Regions from separate parts of the Homo sapiens genome. Here all the other regions are linked to region 5. The links are chromatin contacts, found by Hi-C in ENCODE. All regions are on one chromosome and are shown on one strand. The core of a region is the stretch at or near the end of the contact, and the rest is flanking DNA. Distances in the headings are between cores, read along the strand shown. Region 1 overlaps LOC107985365 (a long non-coding RNA gene). Region 2 has its middle 15 kb from the start of KCNK1. Region 3 has its middle 5.1 kb from the start of LINC01348. Region 4 has its middle 76 kb from the start of LINC02971. Region 5 holds the start of SLC35F3-AS1 (SLC35F3 antisense RNA 1).

Region 1 (2,921 bases), core at 61-2,560, 570 kb before region 5:
CGTTTATTAAGTTTTTATTTTTAATGTTACACATTTCATTTCTAGAGGTAACATATGGTACTTTTTCAAATATGCCTGGTCTTTTAAATTTATTTTCTCAAAATTTTGATTTCTCCTTTTACATTTCAGTTATGTTAACAACAATTCATATCCTCCTTCTGATAGTTCTATTAGCTGATGTTCTGGGGGTTCTGGGGACTCATTACCTGTGCCGCCCGTTGTGTCTGTTTATTCTTGTTTGTAGTGCACTCTTGCTCATGTCTCTAAACGCATTTTGTAATTTTCGATTGTGAGCTTCTATTTAAAAGAATGTGCTCACTATGGGAATCTTGTGTGGCAGAGGTTGAAGATTGGTTTCTATAGAGAAGTTTTTTATTTGTTTTGGCAAGTGCTCTTGTGATATTGGGACTCCTTTTATGTTAATTAATTGACGTAGCTTTCCTAGACCATACAGGTGAGTAAACTTAAGCTCCAAACCCATGTGAAGTGTGGTCTGTGGTTATGAAACTTGAGGTGACCTTGTTTTCCCTCAGCGGATCTCCCACTGCTCAGGCAGCCAAGTGTCAGCACTTTTTCTTGTGCTCAGACCTTCTTTATACTCAGTCTCTGGGATTTCCTTCACTCATTTCAGCTGTGCTTTTAACACCACACTTATTATTTTTCTACAGCATATTTAGGCGTTTCTGTGGCCAGAAGCTTTTCAGATTCTCCTCTAAGATATTGCCAAAATGATAGTTCTTGTCATCCTGAATTTCTGAACACAGAAAAAGTTTTCCCACGATGATTACAGATTTTGAGATCTCTCTAGATACTAGGGACATCTTTAGAAAGCAGGCCAAGAGCCTTGACCAAACTTACGGCAATTCTATTGTACTGATCAGAAAATATCACTTACTTTTGCATGTAGATTTTATTTAGATGAGAGTTAGGTTTTGTTTTGCAAAGAAAATAGCTAATGTATTCTTTGCTAAGAATGACGGTGATACACAGCGGTTGGATTTATTTAATAAAATGTGAGATGTTAAGAAAAAAATCTTAGGAATTTGAAGACACTGAGAGTGTTCAATGCAAAAAAAAAAAAAAAAAAGGCAGAGAGAGAGGGTGTTTCAGTTGCCTGCACCATACATACTCGCTGGTTCCGAATAATGCAAGGATTTCTCTCTTCTGTTCCGGTCTTTTGATGTTGAGTTTCCTGCCCCTTAAATATCTGCTTTACCAGAAAATGAGAAAGTCTTCACCCAAAAAAACAGCACAGAAGTGAAGCCAAGTGACTGTAAAAGGTTTCATAGCCTGGTCAACAGGGAGGCAGCTGGCGATCACTTCCTGCCTCACCCTGGAGGAAGGAGCTACTAAGGAAAGGGACGTCTAAGCTGAAACAACTTCAGGTGGTTCCTGTCCCTCTCTAGAGACTTTAAAGTCTCACTGCATGGAATGCCCTTGATATCCAGACTGGGAAAATCTAAGCCTGTGGACCAGGAAGAAAAGTCATTCATTTATTCATTCGTTTATCACTCCTACTACTCATGAGAGTCAAGTGAGGGCTGTCTGGGGACTTAGGGTAGGAAACTTTCAATATGGCTAGATATATGCACTTAACTATTTCTTTTTCTTTTGGATTGACAGTCTTATTTACTCTGAATACAGGGCATTCATAATGCTCATTGTTGCTGCTACTATTCTGTGAACACATGTTTAGAAAAAAACGTGGTGCAACGGTATGGGAATTCTGAGTTCACTTGTTCATCCATTTTTTTCTTTAAATAACATTTATCCAGTGGTATGTTATATAGAGCTTTGTACTGGGTGGAGTGGGGCTAAAAAGATGAATGATAAATAGTTTCTACCCTTAGGAATCTCAGTCTAATACCATGTGGGGGATGGGGCAGTATATTTACAGAAAGAAATGCTACATGGGGCATATTTAACCCACAAATGATCTAACTGAAGAATCAGAATAAATATTTCCATACATTTTAATTGTGGTAAAATATACACAACATAAAATTTACCGTTTGAAGCTTTTTTTTTTTTTTTGTAGACAGAGTCTTGCTCTGTTGCCCAGGCTGGAGTGCAATGGCACGATCTTGGCTCACCACAACCTCTGCCTCCTGGGTTCAAGCGATTCTCCTGCCTCAGCCTCCTGAGTAGCGGGGATTACAGGCGTGCACCATCATGCCCAGCTAATTTTGCATTTTTGGTAGAGATGGGGTTTCTCCATGTTGGTTAGTCTGGTCTCAAACTTCTGATCTCAGGTGAACCGCCCACATCAGCCTCCCAAAGTGCTGGGATTACAGGCATGAGCCACTGCACCTGGCCTATTTGAAGCATTTTTAAGCGTACCATTTGGTGGCATTCATTAAGTACATTCACATTATGGTGCAAACATCACCATCATCCCGGAAGCCTTTGCATCTTTCCAAACTGAAACTGTACCCATTAAACACGAACTTCTCATTCCCCTCCCCCTAGTCCCTGGCACCCACCATTCTACTTTCTGTCTCTGTGACTTTGACTCCTCTAGGTGCCTCATACAAGTGGAATCATTCAGCAGTTGTCTTTTTGCATATTGCCTGTCCAAAACTTTTTGAATGGAAAGAAGTATGTTTTACAGAAACAGGAAAGTCCCAGCCTTGTCTCTGACTGCTTCACCCCTTGGTTCAGCCCAGTGAAAGCTGGTCAACTTTCCTTAATGCTCTGAGATCCGTAATAGCACAACCATTTTAGTATCTTTCTCTGAAGACTGCAACACGCTGTCATGATATTAGTCAACTCAAGTCAACTGACATTATTATAGTGCTTATGAGGCTGCTCCTGCCTGAAAGCCCTTCACTGCCTCCCTGGGGTGTGGGTGGAGGATGAGATAAGCAGCTCACAAGTGGGACAGAACCCTGGCTCTGCGGAAAGCCCAGCTGGCTGCCACG
Region 2 (3,039 bases), core at 1-2,500, 670 kb after region 5:
TTCCCAAGTAGCTGGGACTACAGGCACCCACCACCACGCCTGGCTAATTTTTGTATTTTTTTTTAGTAGATACGAGGTTTCACCATATTGGCCAGGCTGGTCTCAAACTCATGACCTCGTGATCTGCCTGCCTCAGCCTCCCAAAGTGCTGGGATTACAGGCGTGAGCCACCGTGCTCAGCCCAGTTTTGCCATTTTCTGCAGCAGATGTCAGTTCTTTGAGTGACATGAAGATAGAGATTTGCTAGGTGAGGGGAAGAGTAAAGGAACTAGTGAATTGAAAGGCCTCTTTAAAAGGAGATTAGTTAAAATAATGGACCACAGTGTCTACACTGCATAGAGAAGGAAATAAAGGCAGTGAAGAGCTAATAAATCAGAAGGAAATGGAAGAATTACACAGCTGCTGGATTCCATGTGGTGGGAGACTGGTTATAGTTGGCAGATGGGAATGAAAGATGAAAAGAGAGGAAGCTGTAGTCGTAGGGGAGAAGACTTAGTTCAGAAGAGAGGGGTGAGTCCTGGGTTATGGCCATCTCTAGCAGTTAGCTATTGCCAAAGTGGAGGGAAGAAAGTCACTAGAGGGGCTGCAAGTCTAGTGTTCTGTTTATCCACGTTGAAGATGCATGACGAAGCCTGGACCGGGAGAGAGGAAGCCAACATGGCAAGAGCAGAAATCTTCAGGGTCTCAAGAATGAGTGGGAGGTTAGTGGATGATAGAGACAGTGGCTGAAAGAAGAAATACTGCGGTCAGAAGTGCCTGGCCAATTGAGGGTCCTTTTACTGAAGAAAGGAAGGGCAATTGTTTGAAAATTGATTCAGGGACTTTAGAAGGATGCGAATCCCATCTGCAGCCCTGAGGGGTAGTCAAATTAGCATCCTCCTCCAAGGGATGCCAGGACTATTCCAGGACAACCGAGCTTCAGGAAGGCAAAGAGGTAGAAGGTATTCTGTGTAGGCGTAGGTGCAGAAGTAGGTGAAATGGATTTGACTAAAGGGTCCCAGAGGGTACATGGAAAACTTTTCATAGGAGAGGAGCCATGGGAACTCTAGTTACAGGAAGCCCAGAAGAAACTGCAGGTGGGAGCAGAGGAGAGGAAGGATACATGGAGAGTTTACATTTTGCAAGGTGAGCAAGACAGAGAAATGCTGCCGCACAGAATGAACTGGTCTCGAGGTTTCAAAGTCAACTGTGGTAGCTTGAATGAAGTGCAGCTGAGGCTCAAGGTTGAGTGGCCCTGGCCACGGTCCACCTGGCTAGCAGGCAGTGTCTTCTGCTAACCCATCCGGTGTCCTCTACCCCCTCACCTAGTCTTCCCCCAGGCCCCACTGGATGCAAGAACAGGGTCATTTTCAACTTCAGGAATAATGTCACCGTAAACCAAACACCAACCTTGGCTGGTCTTTGTTACTATTCCCTTAATGCAGGCTGCACACTAGAAATTTTCATTCTAGATGTCCCAGTCACTTAATTTCAGAGCACTTATTTTTCTTTTAAATACTTTCACTTTTCTCTTTGCCTTTTTTCTTAAATGACTTCACTTTTATTTCATGCTTTAAAGTTTGTAGATCATTTCCATGAAATAATTCATTAGACAAATTCATTATTGTAATTTCATTACAATAACTAAGCAGGCCAGGCAGCATTATTCAATTTCCACAGATGAGTAAACTCAGACTTTGGGAAATCGTTTTTCAAGGGCATCTTTAGTTCAATGCTCTTTGGTTGTCACGAAGGGCCTGTCCTTTGAACTGCAAAGTCACAGCACATACTGACAGAGTTACTCTGAAACATGCAAAACGATTATGATGCCGTTGTGTGATATATTTAAAAATGAAACCTAAGAGTTTAGTAATAATAGCTTCCTGTTACTATTACTTTGTCATCTCTCAAGGACTTTTAAATCACTGAGAAATATATTTGTTCTTTTCTGAAAACCACATGAATGCAGATGACAGCGACAGATAATCAATCACGAGAATGATAAAGTGTGGTGGCTGCGCTGGAAACAATGAGTACGTTTAAAATCTGTTTAAGGTGACAGTTGTCTCTGAAAAATAGGAGTTGATGGGCCTCAGCCAGTGCTTCTAAGATTTTTATCATTCTGAGAGAGTAACTGCCTTTTCAATCCAGATTTTAAAAAGTCAGAAACTTCCTGAATGAGCAACTCTTAGAATGAACTTGGCACTTAACATGTTTGGAGATCTGGGAAGAAGGAAGGTTTTCATGGTTGTTTTCAATCTTATCTAAACATACTTGGCCAGAATTATAAGAAGTAAAAATACCCAAAGTGTTCATCCCTTAAAGCAAAACAGATGTCAATTAGGGATGCAGCATATACATTGTGATCAACTTGTAATGACCCCAAATCTTTATTGGGCTTTTTAGTAAGTATTTTGTATTTTACAGTATTCACCTGACTCATGATATTGTTGTTTTTGTAGGTAGGATGATGGTCTACCTGCAATTACATGGTTCAAAGTAATGTTTATCTAAAATATAAGACAGTTAAAGCTCATTCTTTGATACTCACTCCTCTATGCTACCTGAAAAATATCTTCAGTTCTCCTTCTCAATTTTTTATTCTTTTTTCAAGATAGGTAATCTGTAAGGCTCATACAAACACACATCAAAGATCTGCACCTGGACTCTTTTTTTTTTTTGAGATGGAGTTTCTCTCTTGTCTCCCAGGCTGGAGTGCAATGGCATGATCTAGGCTCACTGCAACCTCAGCCTCCTAGGTTCAAGCAATTCTCCTGCCTAAGCCTCCTCAGGAGCTAGTATTACAGGTGCATCACCATGCCCGGCTAACTTTTGTATTTTTAGTAGAGACGGGGGTTTCACCATGTTGGCCAGGCTGGTCTCGAACTCCTGACCTCAGGTGATATGCCTGCCTCGGCCTTCCAAAGTGCTGGGATTACAGGTGTGAGCCAACGTGCCCAGCCTGCACCTGGACTCTTGATCCTTTGGCTGACATTCCTCTCCACATCTAGATCACACTCCACAGCTCATTTCCTAGAGGAAACCTGTCATCCAGAGAGA
Region 3 (3,007 bases), core at 65-2,564, 800 kb before region 5:
GTTGGCCAGGCTGGTCTCGAACTCCTGATCTCAAGTAATCCACCTGCCTCGGCCTCCCAAAGTGCTGGGATTACAGGTGTGAGCCACCATGCCTGGCTTTTTTTTTTTAATCTCTTCAATAAATACATATTTCAAAGCTACTGTGCTCACGGCACTGTGCCCAGTCTGCGTACTTTGGTGAGCAAGACAAGCCCCGTCTTCATGGAGTTTTCATTCTAGTGGGGAGTGACAGACATAGGCCAACTCACCCTGCAAATAACTTTCACTTCCAGTGATGACTCCAGCAATGAAGGAATGGTGCAGATTGCTAAGGTGTCCAGCAGGGAAGCCGACTTAGTCTGTGGGAGTGGGTAGAGGGCCCCTGGGATTGCCACCTCACCTCTCGGGGCCTTACCTGTGAAATAGGCTCACCACCATTTGCTTCATAGGGCGACCACGAGTAACGGGTAAAATAATGCACTTTGACTCATGCTGGCTACCCTCATGATTCCTTCCTAATAAAATCTCCAGTGACTAGTCTCTCATATCTACTGTTTCTCTTCTCTTTTGAATAATGTGATTTCACAATTCAACCTTGCCCGGACAAACAGGAAAACCCATTCCAAATTCCAACCTGGCTTTAGAAACATTTTCTTGGAGGGTGGTGGGAAGTGGGATGGGGGTTTGGGAAGGGATGCTCTCCCAGCTCCTTCCTTGCTGTCTCGTTGCCAACTCCAGTTCCCCGGCTTGTGAAGAGTGCGCGTGGGGGGACACGCTCTGATCCTCATACTCCGGGTGCCGCCCACCTGAGACCGCTCTGTCCTCTGGCCACAGCTTCCCAATACTCTGTCTACAGGGAAATATTTTAAAGACTCAGGAAGTGAACTCATTTAAAAAAATGTCCTCCCCCTACTTTTCCAAAACAGTGCAGCCTTCCTGGAAGAAAGCAAACAAAACAAGTGTGACTGTTTAGAAAACGATTGGAAAACCCATTCTGAACAGTATGAGTTTGCATGGCTCTCCTGGGCGGATGTGTCACCCTCGGCTGGGCTTACTCTGGCGTCTGTGTGGAGAGGAGGCAGGGCTGCCCACGCAGTCTTCTCAGAAGAGGCAGCTGATGGCTGAGTGGGGCCTGGGGACCAGTTCCCCTCAAACAACCGCGGGCACCTCACCCTTGCAGACCTCAAACACACAGACAGACACGGATGTGAGTCCACATATGTGTGTGAGGCTGCGTCCAGCTGAAATTAGTACAATGACCTAATCGCCGCCAAGGCGCGGACAACTGCTCTGCGTGTGGTGACTATTTTGGGTTTCTAGGTGTTCGCATGTGATTTGTGGCATTCGCAGTGTTGTTATTAATAACACCGTTGGCTGTGTGGAGGCTGAGGATGAAGCCTTTTCAATTCAGCCATCTGGTCAGAATGCTTCTCCTTTGATGAGGGAAAAAACCTTTGCTGTGTTTCAACTGGAACGCTGCCTCCCAATTAAGGTGACAGCAGATCGCCGAGTCGCCCTGTCTTTGCAGGAAGAGCCAGCCAGGCTCTAAATGCCACTCTGTCCGGGAGGGAGAACGCCTTTCCTATTGATTGTGGTTTGGTATGCAGTTCAGGCACTGGCTCGAAGGGACGCTGGGCCAGGAAAGCCAGCGTGCAGTGTTTACTGGGTTGGCTGCCTTGGCGCTCAGGTTTTCCATTGTCAGGCAGTGACAGTGCTGCTCAGACGCTCTCAGGAGACGTTCCCCTGCTTTCATAACAACGAAGGGCTTTTTTGTTTTCTGACTCATCTTCAGAAGATCTCCCCCACTTCGTTTGAAAGTAAATATAATTAGTAACAGGCAGACATACTGTATATAGCCAGCCCTGCCTATGCAAGAGAGTTATAATTAAACATGCATGCTGTCTGCTGTTCACTGTCTGCTAAAGGCCTTGCTGAAGTCACCTGCAGGGAGAGGGGTTTATCTTGAAGCAGCAGCCTGGGGTGAATGCTGCAGAGAGAGAGAGAGGCCTGTCCCACCTTTGAGTCGAATGTCCAGTCTGAAGCTTAGATTGAGCTGTTGACTAAAGGGGAGGTGTGTCCATCGGCCCTTGGCCTGCCTTCGCCTGGGTTCTTCTCCATTCTCCACCTTGGGCAGCCCTGGGTGACCCTGTGTGGTCAAGGTTGGGGCTGGCCCCTCTTGGAGACAGAGTGATGGTGGCCAAGTATGGTTGTCATAGTAACGAGGTGGCTGCTGCCACTGCTGTCGGCTCAGGAGGCACCTGCCTGCTTGCAGGTTACGATCTGCCCTCCCGAGGCTGGGGAGCCAAGACTACTTGCCTTTGTTCCCAGCTCCCTGCCTGCGATGCTGGCAGCAAAATCTCAGCCCCGCCCGGCAGGGCAGGAGCTCAGGTATGTTATCCCCAGGTGACCCTCGGCCCTTCTTCTTGGCTAAGGGTAGGCTGGGTGTTTGGAGGCCACTGTCCAGGCCCATAGAGAGCTCAGATTCTGCTGAAACCAGTGGCTCAGGCAGCCCCAGGAACACACACACAGCTTGTGGGAAGATTCTGGGACCACGGCACGGCCAATGGCAGGAACACACACACACCTTGTGGGTAGATTCTGGGACCACGGCACGGCCAACGGGCTTTGTGACACAGGCTTGGAGACACAGGAGAAGCTGCTGTGCCTCCTGCTCCTCCGGGGGGTGCGGCGGTGACCGGATGACTAGTTGGCACAGTCCTTCCTTGGCCTGGATCAAATGCAACAGGCGTCATCTGAGCCCCGGGCACCTTTCCCCAAGTTGCTCAAAGTGTTTTCCGAGCAAATAGTTGTTTCATAACACCCGTGAGAAGTAGGTGGGGTGACAAAGCATTCTTTGTCCCTGTCTTGCAGATGGGGGAATTGAAAAGCTTGCCGGTCCTGGTGGTGAGGCCAAGAAAGGGAGAAGGTGCTCTCCTGCCCAGGGCTCTGGGTGTGGAGCACCGGGGCCAACTCGTGCCCCGTCACCAACTCCTGTGGAAATTGGTGCAGCTCCAGCAGAGAAGGAGGC
Region 4 (3,063 bases), core at 154-2,653, 610 kb before region 5:
GAGAGGGGCTGCACGGTCAGCCTCTGAACCTCTGTCAGATCAAGACCTGCCTGCACCTGCGGATGGGGAGGGAGGATGCAGAACAACTAGTGCTCAAGGAAAGGCTAAAGGATTTCTTGGTGGGCTTAGTCTCACAGGAAATGATAACCTCTACTGAATGAGTGCTGTTCGAGGTTTACCTTGTGTATGCATGGAGCAGAAGGAGGCAGAGTGACTTTGAGGAGCTCAGGGCCTGAGGTGGGGAGAGAGAGACTTGGGACAGACAGTGAAGTGACCACGAGGAAGGCACTGCCTCTGAGGTTTGAGGAGGTCTGTGCTGAGGGCTGAAGGCTAAGAAATGCGACAGGGGTGTCAGAAAAGGCTTCCTAAAGGAGTTGGACTTTGATCAGGGTTTTGAAGGATGCATAGAAGTTTTCCAGGCAGAAAGATGGGGAGTGCATCTCAGACAGAAGAACAACATGAAGCAAATGAACAAAATTGTGACAAAACATGATCAAGAACAACAGGAGCCAAGAGAGACCCCGTGATTTGAAATGCATGAAGTGTGTGGTTTGGTTACATAGTAGAGATCAGGTCTCTGTCTAGACTGATGATACAAAAAGTGATTATGGAACTTTCACTATTAGGTGTTACTCTCATTTTACAGATGAGAAGGACTAAGGGCATTTCAGTGTCTTTCCTGTTGTCACACAATTAGTTAAGTGGTGGATGCAGATTTCAAGCCTTGAGTCTGTGGTCTTTCCACTGAGCTGCGCGGCTTCCCTGGAAGAAACGCTGAGGGTTGACGGCTTGACAAGGCAAGATTTAGTGTAGTGAAATGCAAAATGTGTTTCCTGAGTGGCTCTAGGGTTACCCTGCCTGAGGGTGGGAGGCTGGCAGATTAGTGAGATTTTCATACGGTTAGCACTGGAAAGCCGTTCCACATGATGTCATAGGGTATGTCAATTAACAAGCATGTTCCACTCAATAACTCTGGGAAACATTCAATTAGACCTTATAGATGATCCCTTCATGCAGGACTTCTCAGAGTCTGCGCCTGGCTGATATGCGCTGTGAGTTTCTAAAAGAATGCCTGGTAGCCCTGTCCCTACTAAAAATACAAAAATTAGCCAGGCATGGTGGTGTACGCCTGTAATCCCAGCTACTCAGGAGGCTGAGGCAGGAGAATTGCTTGAACCTGGGAGGCGGAGGTGTCAGTGAGCTGAGATCGCACCACTGCACTCCAGCCTGGGTGACAGAGCGAGACTCCGTCTCAAAAAAAAAAAAAAAAAAAAAGAATTCAAAGTACAGTGGTGGTTTTCAGTGTGTGGGCCAGAAGTTTCAAGGGTCCTTGAGACCCTTTCAGGAGGGTCAGTTAAGTCGACACTACTTTCAGAACAAGACTAAGGCATCATTTTACCCTTACTTTGTCACAAGCATACACTGGAATTTTCTAGAGCCTACATGATAGTGCAACAGGTTGAATTCAGAAGCAGAAGTGAAAATCCAGCTCTTAAGCGGAACACTGAGGAGTTGGACCAAAACGTGGGACAGTGCCACTCTTTTCACTGGTATTTTTGTTTTGGGAAATAGAGTCATTTTTCACAAAAATATGGTGTTAGCAGGGAGTAAATTTATTATTATTTTTAAGTGAACGATTGCATATTTTAAAAAATTTCCAGTTTAATTTTGATGATAGTAAATATTGATAGGCATAACCCACATAAACAAAAGCTCTTTGAAGATTTTGATTTTTTTTTTTGAGACATGGTCTTGCTCTGCTGCCCAGGCTGAAGTGCAGTGGCATAATCATGGCTCACTGCAGTCTTGACTTCCTAGACTCAAATGATCCTCCTGCCTCAGCCTCCTGAGTAGCTGGGACTATAGGTGCATAACACCACACCCGGCTAATTTATACATTTTTCTGTAGAGATGGGGTCTCGCTAAGTTGCCCAGGCTGGTCTCAAACTCCTGGACTCAAGCAGTCCTCCCGCCTTGACCTCCCAGGGTGCTGGGACTACAGGCAGGAGTCACTACATCTGGCCTACTCTTGATAATTTTTAAGGGTGCAAAGGGTTCCTGAAACCAACAAGTCTGGGGACCACTGGGTATGTAGTATTTCTTAAACTTATTTAATCCAGAACTTCCCTATCCACCCATTTTAGGTCAGATAGCAACTATGCATCTCTTGGCATAGTGTTCCATATGGGAAGCGTTGGAATAGATGATCTTTGGTGGAGTCTGTCAACCCTGAGTTTAAAATGTGGCTCTGTCATTTAGTAGCTGTGTGACTTTGGGCACATTACTTAACCTTCTGAGTCACAGTTTCCTCATCGGTGTGATGGTGATAATAGTATAGTATTAATGTTACCTACACTCTAGGTTTGTTAAGAAGATCACGTGTGATGATGAATGAAAGGCACTCAATACAAACTAGCACCCAATAAATACTACTACTAATAATATTTGAAACAATAATATCATGATATATGACTCTAGGTACATCTTCATTAAAGACAATAACAATAATAAAAGTCTGTGAGAAATAGAGGAAGGATTGACTCTGAATGGGAGTCAGGAAGACCATGGTAGTTAGAAGAGATGGCTTCTCTGGGGTCTGACCTTGATTCTCTCACAAAAGACCTGGAGGTGGCTTTCCCACAGCTGAACTAGTGGTTGGCAATGAGGGGGCCTCATGTCAGTCTGTGGCTTAGGCAGGATCTAAAATGAGATTTTTTTTTTTTTTTTTTTTTGAGACAGAGTCTCGCTCTGTCTCCCAGGCTGGAGTGCAGTAGCCCGATCTCGGCTCACTGCAACCTCCACCTCCAAGGTTCAAGCGATTCTCCTTCCTCAGGCTCCCAAGTAGCTGGGAGTACAGGCATGTGCCACCATGCCTGGATGATTTTTTTGTATTTTCAGTGGAGACGAGGTTTTACCATGTTGGCCAGGCTGGTCTTGAACTGGTGACCTTAAGTGATCCATCTGCCTTGGCCTCCCAAAGTGCTGAGATTATAGGCATGAGCCACCGCATCAGGCTGAGAAGCTTTTGTATTCTTGTGTGATCAGCCCCCAGTGCTGGTGGAT
Region 5 (2,990 bases), core at 479-2,978:
GGACTAGGGGCAAAGTCACCAGCCAGGGTGTTCTTCCTCAGCAGTTGGAATCTGCACCATCACAATCGCCTTGGCTTGGATGGCTTTTCCAAGTGTGGTTAGGAGATGAGCAGAGAAGTGCATTATCCTACTGTCAGCAGGGAGCCCTGGCGTCTCGTGCCCTGGCCTTGGTGTGCTCACTCACAGACATTCCTCTTTCCTGAAGTTACTATCCAGGGATCCCACTTGACAATTGATTATGTGCTGTTTTCTGTGAAATTTCTCGAGTTTCTTTGTAATGTTGTGCATGTCTCTATGTAGCTGTTTTCCTAAATGGATGATCCTATCCCTGGAAATACCAGACCATGTCTTATACCATTTGGTATCTTCTCCCATCCTTCCTAATGCCTGTACCAGTGTCTCTATGTGTTACAGCACTGAGAAGGCAACGAACAATCCACAAAAACCAGGCTGATGAATTAAAAATCTCTTTGGTGACGCTGAATACACAGACTGTGCAGCGTGTTGGTGAAATGGAGAAGAAGTTGAAGACCTCACAAAACGGTCTTTTAATTAAGATTTTTGTATTTGTTCTCCAGCTGCCTGGAAATTCCAATAAGACAGTTTTAATTAGAACCAACGTTCACATTTCCCCCTGAGAACTATCAACATTTCGCTAACCCCAATTTTTAAGAATCAAGCTATGGAGACCATAGATAACTGACTTTGTATCTGTTTTTCCTTTTAAAAGTGGAGTTCAATGCATGTGATGGTTTTTTTTTAACCAAAACACTATCCAGCATGTGGCCTATTTTGTACACAAATGCTACCATGTGCAGCATGTAATGAGTATGCGGTCCACAGTCACTTGTGCTGGTCAGTCTTACCTTTTGCTTCATCTGGATGCCTCCGGGAGCTGGATTGTGGCACCCTTAAGCAGGGGGACTTTCCAGACTGTGTGTATTCCTCCCAAGCCCTCAAGTATCCTAAAAATCATTTCATGAATCCTCCATCAAGTCCCCATTTCTCCATTCAGATGCCCCCGATTCCTTCCCTGCTCCAGACCCTCAACACCTTGTGCATGATGAATTGTAGCAATCCTTCTGAAGGCCTTCTGAAGCCATCCTTCTGAGGCCATCCAGCCTTCACCTGACCTCTTGTGAAGTCTTGCATAATTTAGAATCTGTATCACGTAATTTATAACTCAAATTTTCACGATCCTGAAAGATGGAGTATTATTTTGTGATAGCAGGATGTGCTTCTGGCCTTCCTGCTGCCTCTTCAAAAATGCTCAGCACAAACCTAAGTTCTTGGCTACTCCAGATAGGGGGGCAGGACAGACTGCTGGAATTGTAGGGAGGCTCGTGGGAGGGGGGTTGCCTGGGCTTGCGTTCCCTGCATCCCCTGTACCACTCACACCGGTGTGGGCCCTTCTGGGCAGTCATCAATAAAGAAAGTCAAAGAAAGCCATCGCCAAGCTTCTGAAGACTTATAGGCAACAGCCTGTATAAGGGATAGTAAAAATAAGTAGACACAGCTGGCAGTCAGACGTCTGGGTTTGGAAATAATGATTCAAATCGATGCATTGAAGGTAGGAGTGCCAACTCCAGAGAACCAGGCAGGGACAGCTGGAGTGAGCCCATGCTGGCAATTCCCTGAATGCAGCAGGTGTCAGATGATGACATAATGCACACATGATTCAATAATGGATTAGGGAATACAAGGAAAAGGTGACAGAAAAGCAAGAGAGGGATCCGAGGAGTGCCGACCAGAGAGGCAGTTCATGTAGCCTCATTAGTAAAGCCCCCAGGGGCTGTGACTGTCCTGCGCGGGCTTCCAAGTCCACCTGAGAGTTCTGATGCTGTGCTGACCCCATGGCACATCAGGGGCAGCGAGCCTGCTGTCCACACTGGCTGGGAGAAGCAGCAGCCAGGCAAGAGAACAACAAACAGGGGCAGGCAGCCACCCACCAAGAGGACATGTGGAACCAGGCAGCACGCCATTTGGAAAGCAAGTCTATATGGGAGTGGTCACTATCATGGAAAGGAAAAAGAATGGGAAAACCTGAGATTTAAGAAAGACCCAATGCTGTTCTAGAAGCATCTTCAGAAAGAGCAATAAAGCTTCTTTGGGGAAGTCACAGGACACAGACTCTCCAGGGTGGAAGGGATCTTGAAGAGCACAGAGGCCAAGTCCTCATCCATCTCTCGACTTCCTTCATGACTCATCTGAAGACGGCTGGATTGGTCTATGTCTGTACCCTACCCTCACCCCACAATCCCAGTCCACCCTATCTCAGAACAATTTCAAATGCAGGGGAGGATCAGAGATGAAGATGTTACTCCAAAAGTATACATGCAAAGATGTTCTGGAAGTGCTACTTCTTAACTTGTCTGGTCTTATAGTCTGTGGTTGAAGTGAGTTTCTCCACTTCTAGAACGCTTTAGGTCTTGTTTCCTGTCCTCTTTGAAAAGTTTTATTAATAATTACGTGCTGCCCTTCTATTACTCCTACTTTCCATACCCTGGAAAGTATACACGGTTCTAGAATATTCCATTAGGAGGGCCAGGTAAGGATTCTTAAATATGAATGGATTTTATCATTCTCTGCCTGTTGTCTTCACACATTTGTTTCTTTCTTTTTTTGAGACAGAGTCTCGCTCTGTTGCCCAGGCTGGAGTGCAATGGCATGATCTTGGCTCACTACAGCCTCTGCATCCTGAGCTCAAATGATCCTCCTGCCTCAGCCTGTCAAGTAGCTGGCACTACAGGCATGCTCCACCATGCCTGGCTAATTTTTGTATTTTTTTGTAGAGACGGGGTTTTGCCATGTTGTCCAGGCTGGTCTTGAACTCCTGGACTCAAGCGATCCACCCACCTTCGCCTCCCAAAGTTCTGGGATTACAGACCTGAGCCACTGCATCTGGCCTTGTTCTCTTCACACATTTCTTAAATGGAGCTCAATCCCTGCACTCATTAATTGAAGGTCAAGGAATTATCATTATTCACTGG

Evidence for each region. Hi-C counts contacts between places; a loop is a spot of excess contacts on that map. Pooled maps may share reads with other maps.
Region 1: a map with no recorded cell type shows a loop between it and region 5 (30-fold over the local background). The contact joins the enhancer-like site here to the promoter of SLC35F3-AS1 in region 5. A Hi-C loop is called at or near these places in 2 of 37 single-sample maps with no recorded cell type and 7 of 50 pooled maps.
Region 2: a pooled map shows a loop between it and region 5 (20-fold over the local background). The contact joins the enhancer-like site here to the promoter of SLC35F3-AS1 in region 5. A Hi-C loop is called at or near these places in 5 of 37 single-sample maps with no recorded cell type and 9 of 50 pooled maps.
Region 3: a loop to region 5 is called in a pooled map, with 10 times the contacts of the local background. The contact joins the enhancer-like site here to the promoter of SLC35F3-AS1 in region 5. A Hi-C loop is called at or near these places in 2 of 37 single-sample maps with no recorded cell type and 5 of 50 pooled maps.
Region 4: a pooled map shows a loop between it and region 5 (7-fold over the local background). The contact joins the enhancer-like site here to the promoter of SLC35F3-AS1 in region 5. A Hi-C loop is called at or near these places in 2 of 37 single-sample maps with no recorded cell type and 2 of 50 pooled maps.

Annotation. Positions count from the first base shown.
Region 1 is chr1:234,843,045-234,845,965 of GRCh38, reverse strand. All of the region lies in intron 2 of LOC107985365 (a long non-coding RNA gene), which reads left to right. Among named protein-coding and RNA genes, the nearest start is that of LINC02961, 84 kb to the right of the region's middle. RefSeq lists an enhancer at 2,803-2,921. Within about 2 kb of position 1,310, at least 15 of the 41 ENCODE cell types and tissues checked have a DNase peak (open chromatin) inside an H3K27ac peak, as active enhancers do.
Region 2 is chr1:233,598,056-233,601,094 of GRCh38, reverse strand. No RefSeq gene overlaps it. Among named protein-coding and RNA genes, the nearest start is that of KCNK1, 15 kb to the left of the region's middle. Within about 2 kb of position 1,250, at least 2 of the 41 ENCODE cell types and tissues checked have a DNase peak (open chromatin) inside an H3K27ac peak, as active enhancers do.
Region 3 is chr1:235,073,463-235,076,469 of GRCh38, reverse strand. No RefSeq gene overlaps it. Among named protein-coding and RNA genes, the nearest start is that of LINC01348, 5.1 kb to the right of the region's middle. RefSeq lists an enhancer at 950-1,199. Within about 2 kb of position 1,314, at least 34 of the 41 ENCODE cell types and tissues checked have a DNase peak (open chromatin) inside an H3K27ac peak, as active enhancers do.
Region 4 is chr1:234,879,876-234,882,938 of GRCh38, reverse strand. No RefSeq gene overlaps it. Among named protein-coding and RNA genes, the nearest start is that of LINC02971, 76 kb to the left of the region's middle. RefSeq lists an enhancer at 272-341 and a silencer at 725-861. Within about 2 kb of position 1,403, at least 4 of the 41 ENCODE cell types and tissues checked have a DNase peak (open chromatin) inside an H3K27ac peak, as active enhancers do.
Region 5 is chr1:234,271,760-234,274,749 of GRCh38, reverse strand. It overlaps SLC35F3-AS1 (SLC35F3 antisense RNA 1), which reads left to right and starts at 1,728. Exons shown (of 2, transcript NR_183711.1): 1 at 1,728-2,548. The region is part of intron 3 of SLC35F3 (solute carrier family 35 member F3); the gene reads right to left. It overlaps LOC105373206 (a long non-coding RNA gene), which reads right to left and starts at 1,687. Exons shown (of 2, transcript XR_949283.4): 1 at 867-1,687; 2 at 1-582.